3 separate regions of the Mus musculus genome follow, and regions 2 and 3 are each linked to region 1. The links are chromatin loops, found by intact Hi-C in ENCODE. Cell type or tissue: left cerebral cortex. All regions are shown on one strand. Links, peaks and the distances in the headings refer to the core of each region. The heading gives the core; the rest is flanking DNA.

What was found. A loop is a pair of places that touch in the nucleus more often than their neighbours do. Peaks named below come from ENCODE experiments on the same cell type or tissue, not always from the same donor. Only the 100,000 strongest peaks of a DNase experiment are listed, where the experiment ranks them.
Region 2: a loop joins it to region 1, with 9 times the contacts of the local background. A loop is called at or near these places in 22 of 42 quality-filtered maps.
Region 3: it touches region 1 in a loop (13-fold over the local background); 26 of 42 quality-filtered maps call a loop at or near these places.

What each region holds. Positions count from the first base shown.
Region 1 is chr3:55,352,417-55,358,548 of GRCm38, forward strand. The region is part of intron 3 of Dclk1 (doublecortin-like kinase 1); the gene reads left to right. Among named protein-coding and RNA genes, the nearest start is that of Gm9831, 48 kb to the right of the region's middle. In left cerebral cortex, for the core only: CTCF peaks have their summits at 1,002 and 2,580; DNase peaks (open chromatin) are centred at 963, 1,758 and 2,546; H3K27ac peaks cover 1,773 bases.
Region 2 is chr3:55,077,482-55,083,613 of GRCm38, forward strand. All of the region lies in intron 6 of 4931419H13Rik (RIKEN cDNA 4931419H13 gene), which reads left to right. Among named protein-coding and RNA genes, the nearest start is that of 4931419H13Rik, 25 kb to the left of the region's middle. In left cerebral cortex, for the core only: a CTCF peak has its summit at 2,812 (motif pointing right); a DNase peak (open chromatin) is centred at 2,812.
Region 3 is chr3:55,148,761-55,154,892 of GRCm38, forward strand. Ccdc169 (coiled-coil domain containing 169) reads left to right here. Exons shown (of 8, transcript NM_177203.3): 3 at 1,952-2,062; 4 at 2,145-2,185. Among named protein-coding and RNA genes, the nearest start is that of Ccdc169, 12 kb to the left of the region's middle. In left cerebral cortex, for the core only: CTCF peaks have their summits at 3,449 (motif pointing left) and 4,353 (motif pointing right); DNase peaks (open chromatin) are centred at 3,445 and 4,377; H3K27ac peaks cover 101 bases.

The sequences.
Region 1 (6,132 bases), core at 575-5,574:
CCCCTCGTCCTCCTCAGCGTTGCGGCTGGAGGAGAGACAGAGTGTCTCCCATCCACCTCGAGATGCCGAGGTCTTAGGTCATGTGAGGCTGTTGATTATCCCCCAGGCTCTGTTCAGCTCGGACCCAGGATGAAGACCACCCAGAGCCGGCTCACAACCATGCCGTCTGGTCTGAGGGGATGACTAAACGGTGGCCCAGTTTCGGCTGCCAACGTCTTTCAGAGGCCATGAGAGGACGCCAGCCCGGTTCGGTCTATGCTGTTCTTTGTCAGACTCTTTGATGACTAAAGATGTTTCTGAGCTAAAAGTCAGGCACCTCTCCAAGGGCCATGGACAAAGGGAACCTCCCAAGATGGTTCTGTAGTCACTAGTTACGAACGGTGTTGGCTCCCTGGTTCCGGCCTGGCACTAGTGACACCCAGTCATCGCACATGGAGTTTTCTCACGGAGTAGCTTGTCCTAATGGTGGTGATTGGTGACATTTTATAAACTCAAGGCCCAAGGATGTTGGATAGTAGAGGAGATCGAGTAAGCCAGATGGCTGGAGCCAATGCTGTCGTTTACAGCCCCTAGTTTCCTCTTGAGTGCAAATCCTTCATCTGAACTCTGCTTGTAAAGAACTGTGAAATGCCCAGGAGATGCAGCCTATGTTTGGCTGTTCTTGGTCCATGCAGAGCTCTAGTTTCCGGATATCTGACTCTGTCTTCTGGCATCCATGAGCACTGCAGACATACGGTACACTTAGATCCGTACAGGCAAGCAAGCCTATGAGTAAAATAAAAATAAATATTTACCAATAAAAGATACACAGACACTTTCTTGAGGCAGTGAACTGCATTACACTCTAACAGTGGGTGCACGCCCTACGCTTATGCAGAGCCACAGAATATGCAGTGCTGAAAGAGAACCTGGTGGAAGCCATGGATCACGTGACAGCATGTGGTAATGACGCGTCTGTGTGGATTCTTCATGTGTAGCAAACACACTGCTCTGCTGGAAGTGTCGCTAGGAGGCGAGGCTGTGTATGTGTAGCGAGGTTGGAACTGCAACTTCTGCTCAAGGTTGCTGCAAACGAAAGCTGTCCCAAACAATGAAAGCTTACCAACAAGAAGATAGTAATAAGATAAAAAAAAAATGAAATTTCATCACAGGTTACAAATGAATGAATCGTGAGGATATTATAGGAGGACAAGACCAATACTGTATGATCGGTTATGAGATGCCTGAAGCAGTCAAAGTCACAGAGAGAGAAGGTGGCCTGTGTCTGCTAAGGTCAGAGGAGGGAAAGAATGAGGAGGAAGTTGAAAGCTAGTTTCAGTTTCAAAAGATGAAGAAGTGTTCAAGAGATACAGTGGTGGTAGTTGTATAAATACGTAAGTAATAAAAATATTCATGATGGTAGCTTTTATGTGCTGAGTCTTTTACCACACTATAAAAATAAACGGTTTTTCCAGCAGACCCCAGACTAGGAGATTCTATTATGTCTCTGATGGCAGACTTTACGTTGGAACATTCTTTACTTGAGGTTAAAGAGGGGCCAGTGTGCTGGGATCCAGCAGGCCTGACGCCACTGCTGTGCAGAGAATCCTTCATATTTACTGCGAGAGGGACCCAGCGGCCTGCATGCGGTCCCCTCTGCAGAGACAAAGATCACTTTGAGCACTTACCGCGTGGTAACACACTGAAAAGGCTTGCTACGCTCCAGCTTCCCAGACTTGAATGAGGTAAATGACCAGGGCTGGCCTGCGGCCACCGGGGTTTGTTCCCCATGAATCAACACCACTTGACATGGAGCCGACTCAGCATCTTTTTCAAAGAAAGAAGTATCCTTTTGGGCTGACATTGCAGTGAGTCAGTCCTTTGGCACTGGAGTTGGAAGCAGGGCGAGACAGGGCCTCAGATGAGCAGCACAGATCTGAGGACCATGCCTTATAGATGCTCTTTGCCTCTCAACCTTTCTGTGTGTTTGCTTTCTGTCTGTCCTGACCCTGACCCCCTGAACGGGATGGGCTGGCTGAGGTCTCTGTGTCAGGGCTCTGTCATCCATCACTTTATGGTTGTTAGGGAAGGCATTTGGCATCACTTTGCAGCCATTGGCCCCTGCCTCCGCCATGGTCTGACATTTTGAACACCCATTTGCCAGGCTTCATTGTTAAGCAGAGCCCTGCGAAAGATTGGGGACAGGTTGGCTAATGATTAAACTCTGGAGGGCTCATGTTCCTTGTCTTTAAAACAACACATATGGATTTCACTTAAGAAGAGAGCTTTTCTGAGGACCCGAGAACCAGAGGAGGCATGGGTGGGGCTTCAAAGTCTCTGGACTCTGCACATGGGGAGTTCTTACTCTGGTTAGATTTTAAATTGTCAAGATTTAAGCTTATTTTATAACGCTTTAGAATACCCACATGATTCTGCTAACAAGTGTCATTTCGCAGTATTTCTTTATGAAGTGGAGCTTATAAAAGGTGGTGTGTGTGTGTGTGTGTGTGTGTGTGTGTGTGTGTAGAATTCAGCATAATTGCTGCAAGTCTAGCTTGACTTTTCTGGAGTTCTTCTGCCACTCTGTGGACAATTGTGGTATTACATGTTGTTTCTTCAAGCATCTACATTTTCTATTTTGTTATTAAAGTGGGAAAGCATTCTACTATGTAGCTTTCCCCCTTAGTTATAATCTAATATTAAGGATTAATAATGAAAACCAGCGCATAATAAAATCATCACACATTGTTTTAGCTAGGGTTTCCATTGCTATGAACATTTAATTGGGGCTGGCTTACAGGTTCACAGGTTCAGTCCATTATCATCAAGGTGGGAGCATGGCAGCGTCTAGGCAGGCATGGTGCAGGAGGAGCTGAGACTTCTACATCTTGTTCCGAAGGGAACTAGGAGAGACTCAAACAGCTAGGAGAAGGGACTCAAAGCCCACCCCCACAGTGACACACTTTTTTCCAACAAGGCCACACCTCCTAATAGTGCCACTCACTCCCTGGGACAAGCATATTCAAACCACGACACACATGGGCTTACTTGTTATATGGAAAAGGACAACATAAATCATGGAAATTCACTGACAGGTTCGAAATTGATGCCAATTTATGATAATTGTAGTAACGAGCCATTAAGGCCTCCTTTGAGGGACAAATGGCCATCCTGGTTCCTGTAATCTACACATCTGAACATGGTTTTGTGCTTGGGGTGTCAGTTGACAGCTCCTGATGGAGAACAGGGCCATCCTCTCACCAAGCACGGCTACGGGACTGCCTCTTCCCACCTTGAATCCACTTGTGGGAAAAAATTAAATGTCCTTCTGCCACTGGTACACCTCTGGGGTGATATCTGAAGTTGGATCTCTTCCTTGAGAATGGCAGTGTATTCCTGTACTTATTTATTGTACCCCTAGTCTCTGTGATTCAAGCTGATACCACTGATCCGGAATATTCCAGCCCTAGTCATTCCTTGTCCTCAGTCTCCTTGAACAGTCCTAGTAAGGACACCCAGTGGGGTCAGACCAGTCAGAGCTTATGTTGTCAGAACTGATCAGAGGAGTCTGAGGACAAAAGGCGGTTGAGTCTACCTTGTTTGGGGCAAGCACCAGGTGGTTGGCACGCCTGTCCCTCTTACCACTCCCAGTAAAGAGGCTCAGATATGAAGGCTGTGAACCGATCATGGTGTCGGCTGCTCTCTGAGGAGCGTCACACACACACACACAGGATTTGTGATGTTCATGGCTCTGTGCTTGGTTTCTGAAGGTCTACTGAGGAATGGCTGACACAACTTGAGTGCATGCATATCCAAACTACAGCATGCTATTTTGGCCATTTTATAAGATCTGGTGAGGGCCGTTGAATATTTCCGGTTTATTTCCCTAAATCCGGAGTCCATGAGGCTTAAACCTCCAGGTCACTTCTGAGGCTTTGCCTCTTAGCGCACAGGGTCTCTACTGATGAGCATCTCAGCCCTGCCCACCTGAGTCGCCTGCAAGTGTTACTATTGCTGTGCCCAGCAGTGGCTCGCTTCCAACCTCAGAGCAGTTGAAGGCATGGGAGGGTCTTTCTCATGGTCGATGCACTGTTACTTCAGGAGACGCCAGCGATCTTCTGTGCCTCCAGTCTCCATATTTGTGAGAAGGGCTGAGTGTCTGCTGCTTACCACCCACGCTTCCCATCTCCGATACCACTTCCGATCTAGTGTCTATTAATTCTTCATTTGTACACAGATGAGTAAACTTTGTTGAACACCATCTATCTGTGTCTGGTTCCCTCTCTCTTCCCCTCCTCATACATGAATGCTCACACAGCTGAGCACTTAGTAGGCCATCAGTATCACATGTCAGGTTGGTTGATTTGGCTAATTGAGAACCTACAAGAGGAAAGAATTTGCCAGAAGTGGTTTGGAGACTAGATGAGATGAGGAGAGGGCGGTCAGAAGGAGAATAGGGCCGGGCTGTGGCGAGAGGTGTCATTAGACATGTACCGGTGAGAATCAGTTTGAGGTGTGCCTATGGGAGCCACGGGGACAGCAATGGATGGAAACGCTGTGGAGTGGAAAGAGGTGGATCTCAGAGTCAGGGGTCACTGCTCATAGCAGAGGATTTTAAGTCTGCAGTTGGAAAAGGAGACGCCCCGGGGCAGGTGGGAAGAGCTTAATCAGGCAGAAGTCAGCTTTTCTGTGAAGGACTCTCACTAGTGGGCAGCATGGGAGTTTGCCGCATGCTTCTTATCATTGCGCCAAGTGGACCCCAGAACCAGGAATGAAATTTCCCCAGGGTGCTCTTGGCAGCCTTTGGGTCCCAGGCATTGCCTCCAGTCTGGCTCCTCGGTCAGATACCTTCTCATCCTCCAGGAACTGCCCTGAGCATCAGATGGACACGTTTTCTTTTAATCCTCCTTTCTCCGTTCCATTGAGCACAGCCATCCTTTTGTGCCCTGATGGGAGTCATAAGAAGGGCTCTGGGAATCAGACAGGCAGTCCATTGGTCAACTCTGCTTGGTGGTCTGACCTATGACCTGTGAGGCATTTCAGGCTGAGTTTAGTGTAGTCGTGGGAATCTGCTCTTACTTAGCATGTGTGCTGCCTGACTGCGTGCAGCTTGTCTTTCTTACTCAGAAGCCATGTCCCTTCAATGCTGCTCCTCTGCCCTTAGCTGGTCTCAGGCTGTCCGAGTTCCTCCTCTCCTACTGTCCAATGTGTAGACCATCTCTGTGACTAACATCGAGGACCCTGAACTGGGGCTGTGCCTTCTGCTTCCCCACACCACCAACTCTCCCTCAGCCTGAATTTCAGAAAAGTCAGGGAAAGTCATGAAAATCCCAGCAGTGTGTTAGATTAATACATGTTAGTCAAAATAAAATAAAATTTAGATCTTAAAAATATGTGTGGAATTAACTTTAATTCTTTTGGGCAAAATATTAGAAATCTGATTGTTAGGGATTTTTTTTTTTTTTTTGAGACAGAGTTTCTCTGTATAGCCCTGGCTGTCCTGGAACTCACTTTGTAGACCAGGCTGGCCTCGAACTCAGAAATCCACCTGTCTCTGCCTCCCAAGTGCTAGGATTAAAGGTGTGCACCATCACTGCCCAGTGGTTAGGGAATTCTTATCATTCACAAAAATAGCTTCAAAGCAAGAGAATATACCCTTTTAATCTGCGGGTATGCACCAGCGTGACTGCTGTCTGAGGAAATCTAGGATTGTCCTGGGAAAGTGGAGTGGCCTAGATATCAAACAAAAAAAGCTCAAAAATCATGGTTGTTAAAGGAGAGAGAAAGGTAACTAGAGCCAACACCTCGAGCCTTAGTCAAAACAACATGTTAGAAGGAAACCCGTGTTCCAGGAGTTGGGCGGTTCAACAACAACAAAGGTGCAGAGCCCATGACTGGTCAAGATGATGGCAGACTCCGTGTCCAGTGAGGGCACTTCTGGATAGCTGGTGGAGGGCGTGGCACCTTCATGGTGTACCCTCACGTGCCAAAAAAATGCTTCTGTCTGGAGCTTTCTTCACAAGGGCACCAGCTCATTCATGAGGGGCCTTCTATATAATACCCTCCCCCAAAGCTTTATCTCTTATAAAGTGGGCTGAGGACTCAACTTACGCATGTAGGAGCTTGGGAGTACACATCACACATTAAAGTCAT
Region 2 (6,132 bases), core at 490-5,489, 280 kb before region 1:
TGTACAAAAGCCTAGGGAAACGAGAAAAGGGCATCAAGTCCCCTGGAAGTGGAGTTACAGGTGGTTGTAGGCCATCATCTGGAGTCTAGAACAAAACCTGGGTCCTCTGCAAGAGCAGCCAAGGTGCCCTTAACCACTGAGCCATACTCCAGTGCCCAGGTGAGAGTACCTTTTATTTTGAATGTTTTTATTTTCTTGAGAAGCCTTGTTTACATTACGCCAGGGCCTTTGTGACCTTCACAGGACTGCAGAGAGATGATCAGTTGGAAGCCAGGAAGCAGTTCAGCTCAACACGGCTGAGCAGCCGATGTCACTAACACTTCTAGAGTCTGACTAACCGCAAGCGGTTTATTTTAGGCATGTTTAAGCACAGAATGTTTTGGTGAAATGTTTCCTGGTGATAATTAACTCAATCTCATGTCCATTAAAAAAAAAAAAAAAAAGCATCCATAAACCTCCCTGAGGAACCTAGTATGCTAAGCAAGGACCAGGTGACTGCATAGAAACTCTGTAAGTATTCTTCTATGGATTGACTGAGAATAACAAGCTTTAGATAAGGGTCTCAGGGAGGGTAGAACCCTCGTAGACGACACAAAAGTCACCAGTCTAGAAAGCACAGCTGCTCCCAGCATTCTGGGCAGAAAACAGGCATCTCATTCCTTCCCATGAGGGAACAACCTTGTGTGCTTAACCTTCCAGGATCCTCTAGCTCTTATCTGTGAGCACACGACCTGGATCCATGCCACCTATGAAATTTTATGGCTCAATCCCTGGAAGTGGGAAAATGGCATCCTACAGTAACGTAGGGAACAAAACGAGGGGTAACATCTAAAGAGGCATCTGCTTTTATACTCTACCGGCAGGGAGGAAATCCATGAGAAATGTTGCACATTAAACCTGAGGCCAGCTGGGGCCAAGAGGCCTTTACAGAACAGCTCTTTGTCAAGGAAGACGTGTGTTGGTCACACATGAATTCAACCAAGCGCTCCCCTGTGGGCTGCTTGCACTGTGCCTGTGCAGTCTTAGACGTCAGAGCTCTAATTTCCTCTAACAGTCTAAAAGAGATACTTGTTTTGGGTGTTTAAATTTAAATAATAAAATTTACTACTGAGGACCAGATTATACTATCAATTTTACTGCCATCTCCACTGTATCCTAAAACGTCCAGAATTCCATTACTTTGATCACGTATCAAATAAGCTTTAGCTACTGAATAAAACATTAAGAAAAATCATAGGTAAACTTTGCTGTTTTAAAATCATGATTCTGGTTTCTTTGTATATTTAACATGAAGTAGTCCAGGAGCAAGGTCTGTGGTCAGAGACTCATTTCAGTGATGTAGCACACACAGGAAAACAATAAACTATTCCACCCCCCTACACGGAACTATCTCAATTGCATTTGGTTACATTTGGTATTAAGGCTTCAGAGTTAAAATGGAAGCCTCAGAAAAGTTATGATACTTGAAAAGTCAGATCCTCATTAAAATGGTGATTGTGGGATTCTATTGCCACTACTCCCTCCATGCTGGTTCTTACTGAAGGGAGAAGAGTAAAGTAATGATGAGAGTCTCTGACTTTGCGAACACACACATACACACATGTGCGCGAGTGCATGCACGCGCGCGCGCACACACACACACACACACACACACACACGTGCACACATGCTTGGATTTATAATCCTCATACTTTCTGCAGCATCCAGGAAACCCCCAAGTCTCAAGGGTATTTTCAGATTTGTTATATTATACGGAAAAGAATTTAAAGCCATTGGAAGCTTCCGAAGTCGACATCATCCTGCATCTTTGCAAACGCTAACGTCACGCATTCCTTAGTTATATCACAACATCTACAAAAACATTAATGTGAGCAGCTTCCAACCAAGCCCAGCGCTTGACACTTTAGAAAGTTGTTAATGAGCATGCGGTCCTGTACAAGTCAGTGTTTAAAACAATTATATTCCTACGGTTTTATATCTGAAAATAATTAGTAGGGATTATTTTCCTTATTCCACAACCACGGTATTAATTAGCAAATACCAGCTGTCTATTTGGCCTCTTCCATCCTCTCCTTCTCCAGCCCACACCATTTCCAACACCCACCCCTTTACCTCCTTGCTTATCTCTATGCTCCACCCTTTTAGAGCTGCCCTCGTCTTTTCCAACTGATTCAGCTGCCATTGGTTTAAAACTGCCGGTACATTGCAACGGAAGTTTGGTATCTGTGTTAGGGCTTAAGTGGCGGTCAAGTGATACTTTTCTTGCTCCAAGAATATACTCTTTGATATTTCTCACTTATCCCTGCTTGTTATTTCTTCCCATGGTCGAGCACAGCTGGGCTGTGAACAGGTGGTATCGGAGTGAGCAATGCGCAAAGCCACTCAGCCCCAAGCATCTTTTGAACACGGTTCATCCTGATCTTGCAGGCTGTGGAACAGGACCATTTATTTATTTATTTATTTATTTATTTATTTATTTATTTATTTATGGAAGATCAAGTACAGACATCAGAATTGCTTCTTTGGTTCTAACTAGTAAGACTTCTAGGAAACTATCCAGCCAAGAAAGAATTTCTACTCTTTGGTTCTAACTAAGTAAGACTTCTAGAAAACTATCCAGCCAAGAAGGAATTTCTACACAAGCAGTTCCTGCCGTTTTTCTTTCCTGGAATCCTTGCGTGCCATTATGAAGCTATGAAAACCATTTGTGCATAGAAGAAGCAATCAGATCTGGGGACCTGATAACAGGAAGACTAAGGAGGGTTTTAAGCCCTGAACAGGACCGAAGTGAAGCAACTTACCACAAGAGGGCAACAGAGAGCTACTGCCGCATGGGTGTTAACTGTGTGCCATTTCCCAGGGGTGTTCACGGGCTAGATGGGTCTGTCCATGGAAAACTGTATTAGACTGTCTTTTTCCAAACTCTTGGATTGTGTATAAGCCCCTCAAAGTTCTGATGATACTTGCGATGAAGGGACTAACTTCATTTTCTCAGACGAATTAACCATGTTTTCCTTTGCCTTGTGAAACACTTCAGTGACTTGAGCCTTCTGTGGGAGTCTGTTCATTTATTTCTGTAGCACCAGAGACTGAATGTTGAGCCTCGCACTTGTAGGTAATTGGTTTACAACTGCGTTACATCTAGCCTACCATGGTGTATTCTTAACAATAACTGTAGGTGGACATTGAGAATAGCTTATATGATAAAGGCTGCTGAACAGGGAGGGAGTCTGTGGTATTTCTAAGACTGTCTCTGGGCTATCTGACCTCTCCTCAGGCTCCATCCCTCTGTAGCAGGATGGGGAAAGCTTTAAAAACACACCGCTGGAAGCTGGCTGAGTTGGCTTAACCCAAGGCCCCAGCAAAGGCGCTCCCTTAGACATGGCTGGGAACTGCAGTGGCTTTCCAGCTGCAGATAGGAAAGGGCTGTGCCACAGCTCACCTGAGTTTGCCATCCTGGCCAGGACAAGAAGCATCTTAGTGAATTCACAAGAAAGTTCTCAGAGAGATCCAGGAAATGAAGCCACCACACCCAGAATTCAGAAATCCCTATGTCTCTGGTTGCCTGGAAAGGCCTGAAATAAATAAGACTCCATACATGTCAGAAGGGCCCAGAGAGACAGCTATAGGCACATCTCTTGGGGAACACACAGCAAGAGAAGCCAAGGCCCACATGCTGTGGCTAATAAGGACACAAGAAATTCTTTTTGGTCCAGGCAATTATTGCTTATATAGACAGGAAGAGAAAGAGAGAGCCAATAGTTCTTAGTCCCTAGATTCTTCTTATGGCACACGCCTAAAAGTATAACCATGAGACACAAGTGTTGGCAACAGAAGTCATGACAGTCTCATGACAGCCTGTCCCCAGAGGAGATGGGGAGACAGGCCTCAGATGTCAGCGTTGAGAGGTTCCTACCTCCTCACTCACTGGGATACTGTAATTGTACCAAGGTTCAACCCTCCGAGCAGAGGTGTGTGTGTGTGTATGTTCGCTAAACGTAGGGACATTAAACTTAGAAACAAACAAGAAAGTAACTTAGGAAATCTCCCAAGCATTTGAGAATGTAAGAATTAATGCCCTTTCTAAACAATCCATGGGTCAAGGAAGTCACACAAGAAGTTAGTACTTTACCTAAATTAAGACAAAAATATAGGCTACCAAAATGTATAGATGGCCAAAGCACCACTAACGGGTACACTTCCAGCTTCAGACGCCTGTGTTGGTAGGGTTTCTTTCTATGTTAAGGAACTAGAAACCATTAAGCAAGCCATGTGGTTTGAATGAGTAATGTCTTCCATAGGCTCGGGTGGCTTAATACGTGGTGCCCAGGGTGGTGTTATTTGTGGAGGTTCCAGAACCTTTAGGAGGTAGAACTTAGCTGGAGGAAATAGGTCACTGGCGGCAGGCTTTGAATGTCCATAGCCTCACCCCAGTTCCAGTTTGATCTCTTTGCTTCTTGCATGATGAGATGTGACCAGCCAGCTCCCTGATCCAGCCATATCTGCCCTACCAGTCATTACGGAATGCCTGCCTAGAACTGTTAAGAGAAAATAAATTATTTCTTCCATAAGTTGATTTTGACCATGGTAGTTTGTCACAGTAACAGGAAGGTAGTTGATGCAAAAAATTAATGCCAAAGTAGCTTAATAAATGAAATGATAAAGGGTTTATTCTTATATTCTAGGAGTTACGATCACTGTGTAGAATAAACTTCAGTGACTGGGGAACAGAGAGCCCTGAATGCGCTGTTAGACTTACATTCAGTAGATCTTCCATACAGAACCCATCACATTCAATGGTAAAAAGATGGTCCTCTCAGCAAATGATTCTTGAATATCCACATGGAAATGTGTTGATTCTTGCCTCGCATCATTATTAAGACCTAAACATGGATTACAGATCCAAATATAGAAGCGAAAACGATAACAACAAAATGTGAGAGGAAAATCTTAGCACAGGAGTAGAGCTGTTGCTAGGCAGCCTGATGCTGTATCTATCTGGCCTAGTACAGGTTAACCGGAGACCAATAAAGGTGGAGATGAGACTGCAAAGCCAGGCGGTGAGCCCCCAGTGACAGCCACAGGCTAATCATGCCTTTTGTGGGCTTTGTAGTTTCTCAAAACAGTAAGAGAGATGCCAGGATATTCAAGGCAGAGTCTCTAATGACAGTTTGAATGGGAAGATCAGATACGTGTTCCTACCTATGGAACAATTATAGTGGACCATTGCACCAAAGACTAGAGCAGAGATCCATTTTATATACCTAGAGAATGACAGACAGTTTAATAGTTGTTTTCTCTGCGGAACTTTATTGAACAAATAGTGGCTGAATGCCCATCTGGTGAGCAGGGTGCTTGCTGTGCGAGCTGATACTCAGGAGGGAGAGGACTGTAGACTGGGGCAGACACTTCCACTTGGAGTGAGATTTCACAGATCCAGAGCTAGAAGGCGTTGACTCTAACAATTCTCCCATCCTCAGGGTTTATTAAATGTCTCCCCCCCCCCCCCCCATGTCTTCCTCTGTTGGGGAGGGTTGCAAGGGTAAGTGCATGGTGTGTAGCTACCTAGCATAGATAACAGTGCCTCTCCCTGGGATCGCTAGGGAACACCAGCTGATCTGGGAGGAGCTTTATGGTTGGGACTTAGTGAATAACCTTGCACTGGAGTCCTCATAGTGTTTCAGCTGTCATTTCCTTAATGAAAACCTGCAAAATCTGAGACATCAGACAATAGATCTTACATCAAGCCAGAGTCTTTCACCCAGAGAAAGCAAGAGTTTTAATAAAACTTGGTTTTCAGCTATTGAGACATAGAGAAGTTGGAAATTGACTAATTAACTTTGTTTTTAAGAAAAAGTCTAGAATTTCATTGGAACGCCCCCCCCCCCAATTCTTCAAATAGTACAAACTCAAAGGATACTTGATTCTATCTTCCCTGCTCCTGGGAAGTGCTACACCACACAGAGATTGTCTTGCTTTACGCAGCTCTATTGAAGCATTAACAATGAAGTGCGGACTCTGTTCATCATCTCCTTCTTGGACCAACATCCTCACAATAGATCCAAATGTAATAATCAAATTTACCTCTTCCCAAAACCCTTAGAGCCAAATCTCCAATTCATGTAGCCAACC
Region 3 (6,132 bases), core at 490-5,489, 200 kb before region 1:
GGCCAGCTTCCATCAATCCAATGTGACCAGATAGCAGCCAAGGCTACCATAGCGTTTACCCCACTTTTCTATATCCTACCTATCTGTGGACATACACGTATATTAGATAAACAGCTTAACTTATGACTCTCTTAGTTCCGTAACTAATAGCCGTATACAAACACATCCATGGCAGGGTGTGGTATTTGGGGCTGTGGTCACTTGTATTTAACTAAGAATCAACCCTCTTATGCTTTTTTTGAGGGAGCTCTGTGTTTTGTATCCATAGTAGCATATTATTAAACTAATGAAATATACTCATATAAATAAAAAATGCTTTGGTAGCGTTCTTATCTATAAAGCTTCTGTTGTCGTGATGCAAATTGGGAAAGATGGCTTCAGTTACCTGATCAGATAGAGTTGCATCTACCTGGGGTCAGTGGCGTCTCTTGGAAGCATGTTCAGTAATTTGGGGCATCTTTCCTCCTCTTCCATGAGGAATTTGGTGTCATGACTCTGCTTGGGATGGTGTGCATCCCCGTGTTGGAAGACTGTCTGTGCCTAGCAGCGTAGATGTGGGGTGCCGGCTGCGTCCTGGTAACAAGGTCCAGTCTGTAGCGGTGTTTGTCTGCCGTTTCACTCTGTCTCCTGGGACCCCAGCACTGTCGGGGCCTGGGCTTCAGCTCAGAGTGTTAAAGAGAAGGGGAAAACGAGCCACCACTTTTCCTCTCCTTTTATAAAGCCCAACTTCAAGGTGCTGGGCCATGAAGTTGGACAAGGAGATTTCAGCTCTAGGCTGCGTTCATCTACATCATCTCTTAGCTCTACCTCTGCACCCATCCATTCATCTGTCTGTCTGTTTCTGTTTTTGACACAATGTCTTGCTATGTAGCCCTACCTGGTCCTGTACTCCCAGTGTACCAGGACGAGCTTCAGACTCTCAGTCTTCCGAGCACAGGGCTACGGATGTGTGCCATCATGACCAGCCTTGGCTCTCACATCTTAAAGAATGTTCTTCAGCCTTTCCGAGCCTTGATTAGTAGAATAACTAACTTTTCAAATATGAGTGCCACAACAGTTAACAATGAAGTTAATGAAGTTTCCCCTCCAGCAAGTATGTAAGTGGTAAGACCAATTTCATACAATGGAATGGGATACTGGTACTGTTTGTTAGGATGTTGTATGGATGTTTCAAGGAAAGAGACAGGCTCCTGATACCATCCCCCGACCCCTAGTAGAATATACTATAAGGAAACAGAAAGTGAAGGATAAAACAGTGGCAGAAAACAAAGAACAAGATGTACAGGAGACACAGAGGTTTTTTTGAGTTCTGGCTCTGAGAGATAGCAATGAGGCTAAGAGACAGCATGAGGGTGGGTCTAATCATGGCAGTCTAGGAAATTCTACCTTAGAGATAAATACCTCAAAATAATCTCTTTTTTCATTCTCTAGCTTTACTAATGAAGTCAAGAAGTAACAACACACAGTTGAGTTGGTTCATAAATTGTCTATGTGTATGTGTGTACATGTGGTGCAGGAGTGCACGCGTGTGAGTGATGGAGGCCAATATATATGTCTTCCTTGGTCATATGCCACCTTCTTTATTTATTTGCTAATTTTTAAAGACAGGGTCTCTTAAGGCATATCTCTTACCAGAGGTCATTGACTCACTCTGTGTGTGTGTGTGTGTGTGTGTGTGTGTGTGTGTGTGTGTGTATGGGAGTGGGAGGAGGGCAGAAGGAAACATGCTTTAAGGATAAAAGAGACAGATCTGTCTGTCTTTTCCCCTTCCCCAGCTCTGGGGTTACAGAAACTCACCTCCAACCTCATTATTTTTTTATGTATGTGCTGAGATCTGAACTCAGGTCCTTATGTGGCATAGCCTGAACCATCCCCCAGCCCTGATTTGTATTAATTTAATGCACAAATAAGTGGCACTGGGGGTGATCTCGTTTCCCCATTTTTCATCCAGGCAGTGAGTGGAAAACCCGGTACGAGACCCAGCTGGAGCTGAATGACCAATTGGAAAAGCAAATAGTGTCTCTGAAAGAGAAAATGGAAAAGATGCGTGGAAACCCTTCAGGTACAGAAGCTTCGGTCTGTGGGCTGTGAGGCTGAGGAGGAGCCCAATGGAATTATCAACTGTCCCTTTTGCTTTCCTGCAGATAGACTGTCTTCCATTCGTGTCTATGAGAAGATGCCAGTGGTAAGTAGAGAGGGCCTAAGTGAGAAGAATCACCAAGGGAAAGCGGTACACAAGTGTCAAGGCTGATGTGAAACCTGAATAATGTTCAGGGGAGCTGGAAAAGGACCGAGGCCTTCAGGCTAGTCCGCCGCATAAAAGCGGGGCCAGGATCGAATGCAGAGACAAGCATAATGGGGTAAAAAAATAGTCAGGCTGGCTAAGAACTTGAAGGCACCTGCTTCTCATAGTCTGAAGAAGCCTGTTGAACACAGAGTACCTTCTCCATTTCTAAAGTGTGCGTGGTGTGTTTCTACCTTAACACAAAATGTGTAGACAGAGGTGTGTACTCGAGAGCACACACCGATACACAATACACATGAATCAGCACAGCTACTAGGTCTGCCGGACATTGACACAAAGTTTCACAGAGCTCTCCCGTCCCTTCTCAATGTCGCCTGTTAGTGTCCCCTCCCTCTTTAAGGTTCCTTCACATCGCGGGCTCATTCGAGTCGCAATAAAGCACATGTGTTTGTCCTTGTGAATTTATCCTTGAAAGGAGGGTAAGAAAGTCTCAAGACATGATGCACAAAGAGTCCTCGCTGCCGAGAGGCAGACTTTCCTCAGAGCCCATGCTGAATTTTTACTTGAAAAACAACTCAGGCAAAAACATAAGTGATATGCCAAAAGGAAAAAGGTACTTTGGCAAGGTGGGAGGAAGAATATTAATATAATTCTCAGCTGAATTTGTAGGATTCAGTATTGTAATAGTAATTTGTCTTTAATTAAATATACAAGGTCCATACATGAATCTCCCTTATGTCAGTCTCAAGACACCAAGTGAGATAAAGCTAAATGCTCTCTATAGCAGGTGACACTGAGTGTAAAAGGAGGCAGGGTTTGCCCAGGTCCACCCAGCATAATGCGCAGCCAGCCTCATTCTTACCCTCTCCTGTTCCACCACACGATGCTAACTGCTCTCAGAATTAACACGTGTTTTGAGCAGCTAGAGGCCGAGCAATAAATACATTTACAAGGCCCTAGGCACCAGGGGATTTCTGGATGTTTTTCAAGTAACTGCCATTCCTCAGTGAACAATACAGAGAAATCTCTCATTTTTGTTAATGACAAATTGAGGAAAAATTAGTCTGTTTACCTGCATTTCTGTTACCTCTGACCTAGAATACTCAAATGTCTTGGAAAGACAGGAAAATATCCCTCCTCCCTCTCTCTGAAATTGGACAAACCAGGTTTTTCCCTCCTCTGGTGGCTCACATCGCCATCTTGTGGCACTTTTAAGCATGGCTGCTACAGCTGTTGTAAGAGCCTTCCTAAGTTACAGGTAGAATTTTAACAGGACCTATGTAGTGTGGCCTGAAAAATTCTCCTTACGGAAGCAAACTCACTGATCACCTGCTTCTTCATGCCTGGACCTTACCCTCAGAACGACTCTGTAGCTCATAAGAGTGACATTTAATATTTAAGTATTTCTTGGTAACATGGAGAAGAGGGTTTCTGAGCAGCAGGGATTGAGAATCTAGCAACGAGGAACAAGAAACAAGGCCCATGTTCACGTAAGTGTGTCACCAAGGACTGAGCAGTCTCTAGATCCCTAAGAAACAAAGACATGCTGTCTTAGTTTTCAGAAGAAAGGACAGAATTTGTGTTGCTCAGACATATAATACTTGTATATATATTTTTTTCAATTTTCACTTTAGGTTGACAGAGTAAATGAATAAAATTATTTTTATGGGCCAGGCTATGAATATACAACATCTCAGAATTTCTGACTTTAAAAAAGATTTACCTATTATTTTATTTTTGGTTATGAGTGTGTGTCTGTAGGAATTCATGGGCAGCATGCGTGTGTAGTGCCTGGAGAGGTTAGAGGGCATTGGGTTCACTGGAGCTGGAGCTCTAGGCTGTTGTGAGCCTCCAGATGTGCGTGCTAAGACCTAGACCCGGGCCCTCTAGCACAGCTTGAAGTACTTTTCACAGCTAAACGTCTCTCCAGCCCCCTTCCCAGTTTGTCTTTGTTACGAATCATCAGTTTTTAGGTGCAACTTCCACAGACATACTCACAAACTGATGTCAGATATATAGATATATATAGATATATAGATATAGATAGATATAGATATAAAACAGTGCTATATATTGTAATAATCAGGTTTGTCCACAAGGGGGCATTTGTAATGTCAGCATGAAGAATCTCCTATTAGGGCTGGCGGTGTCTGGAGTTAGCTAAGTTGTATTGTTGTTTCACTCTCTTAAAACCTCAAGCAGGATGTTTTAATTTGTAGCTAGCACCCACCCCTGCCTATTATTGCTGTTGTTGAATTCTTCAGTGCAACAATTTACATTAGTTTTGAGAAAATGGGTCTCAGTTAGGTCTTCCTTCTGTATGGGATAGAGGAATAGGCTTTTTGATTATTTTTATCTTTTGCTTAAATCCTAAGTATATTTTACTTCAGGTATGCAAACACAGCCCTGCTGTGTAACCCTTTCAAAGCAAATTAAAACAAGAATGTAGGTGAACACGCTAAATTAGAATGCTAAGAATCACAGAAGTAGTATGAAATCCCGGTGTCCGTTTTGAGAATTTAGTTTCTAGGAGGGTCTTTAGCTTTAGTTTGTCTTCACTAGACAACTTTCTGGCTTGTGACCATTGATTTCTGCAAACAGATACATACCAGCTTGAAAGATCAGAACCATTTCAGTAAGTTCATTTCAGAAAGACCAGGACCTCCTCTGGATGTGGGGACAGGTCCACCCCTCTGATAAAATCACTTTCCAAATATCTAGGTTAGTAAGTTTGCCGTCAGGAAAACAAAGAATCAAAATCTAGAATGGACCCTAACTTTATCTTAGAATAATTTAGTACTTTTAAAGGTTTTCTTTTGCTGTATACAGTAATTATTCTGTACTAGCCTAGACTCTAGGGTATTTGATGATGGTGGTAGTCTAGGGAAATCCAGGATGGGTTCTTGGTTTCTCCAGTGCATAACTAGTTTTGATGCTGGTCTAATCCCCACCAGATTGCCAAGCAAACCTTTATGTCCGAGCTATACTGTAATTTTAAAGCACTGTGTGTGTGTGTGTGTGTGTGTGTGTGTGTGTGTGTGTGTGTACACACATGCCTGCACGAGTGAGAGAGAGTGGGTGGAGCTCATAGAAGGTCCAGGAAGGAAAATCAGATGCACCCCAGGAATCGTGGCCACGCAGCTGGAGCCATTTGTGCATACGGTGCTGAGGCTGACAAGAGAACATGGGTGCGACAGGAGACAGTGATGGAGAAAGTCAGCGTAGAACGGAACCTACAGTTGATCCGAAGCTGCTGCTGGTTAGCATAGAGATGAGTGCACAGTCAGACCGAGAAAGGCAGTATGATTCCTAAGCTCAGACAGCCGGGCAGGTGGATACTCTCAAGCCTGATTTATTTAAGGATTCATAGTTTGAGTGTAAATTGTCCCCTGTGCCTGAAATGGCAGCACTGCTGTGCTTCTCAGATGTGTCTGAATAGAGTGTTCTATTTTAGCCAACACTCTCTGCTGTGGAGCAAGTGATGGAGGCAGAGGCAGAGGAGTGTATGTCTGGAGCCTGGGCTCTGCTAACACTATTTTTATTTTTAGTGGAAGACTGTAGTTTATCATTTTTGGGATTCATTTTTATGTACCCTCCCATTACAAATGTGTACTCTTGTTTTTTTTTGTATTAAAAATTCATAATCTATTCTCATCTAGCCAAAACCAACAGCTAATGTAAAATTGAAAAACGATGCTTAGCGGTTTTTGACAATGGGTGTATTAGGATACAAATTGTGTAAGTGAAACCACGATGTTGGTTTGGCGAAGCTGAGTTTGAAGTGTCAAGTCAAGATCGAGAACAGACACCCAGGGCTCTGCTTTTAGATTTGGATGTGACACTGGCTAGCAGAGAAATGACAGTTGATGCTTCATGAGAATGGCTGA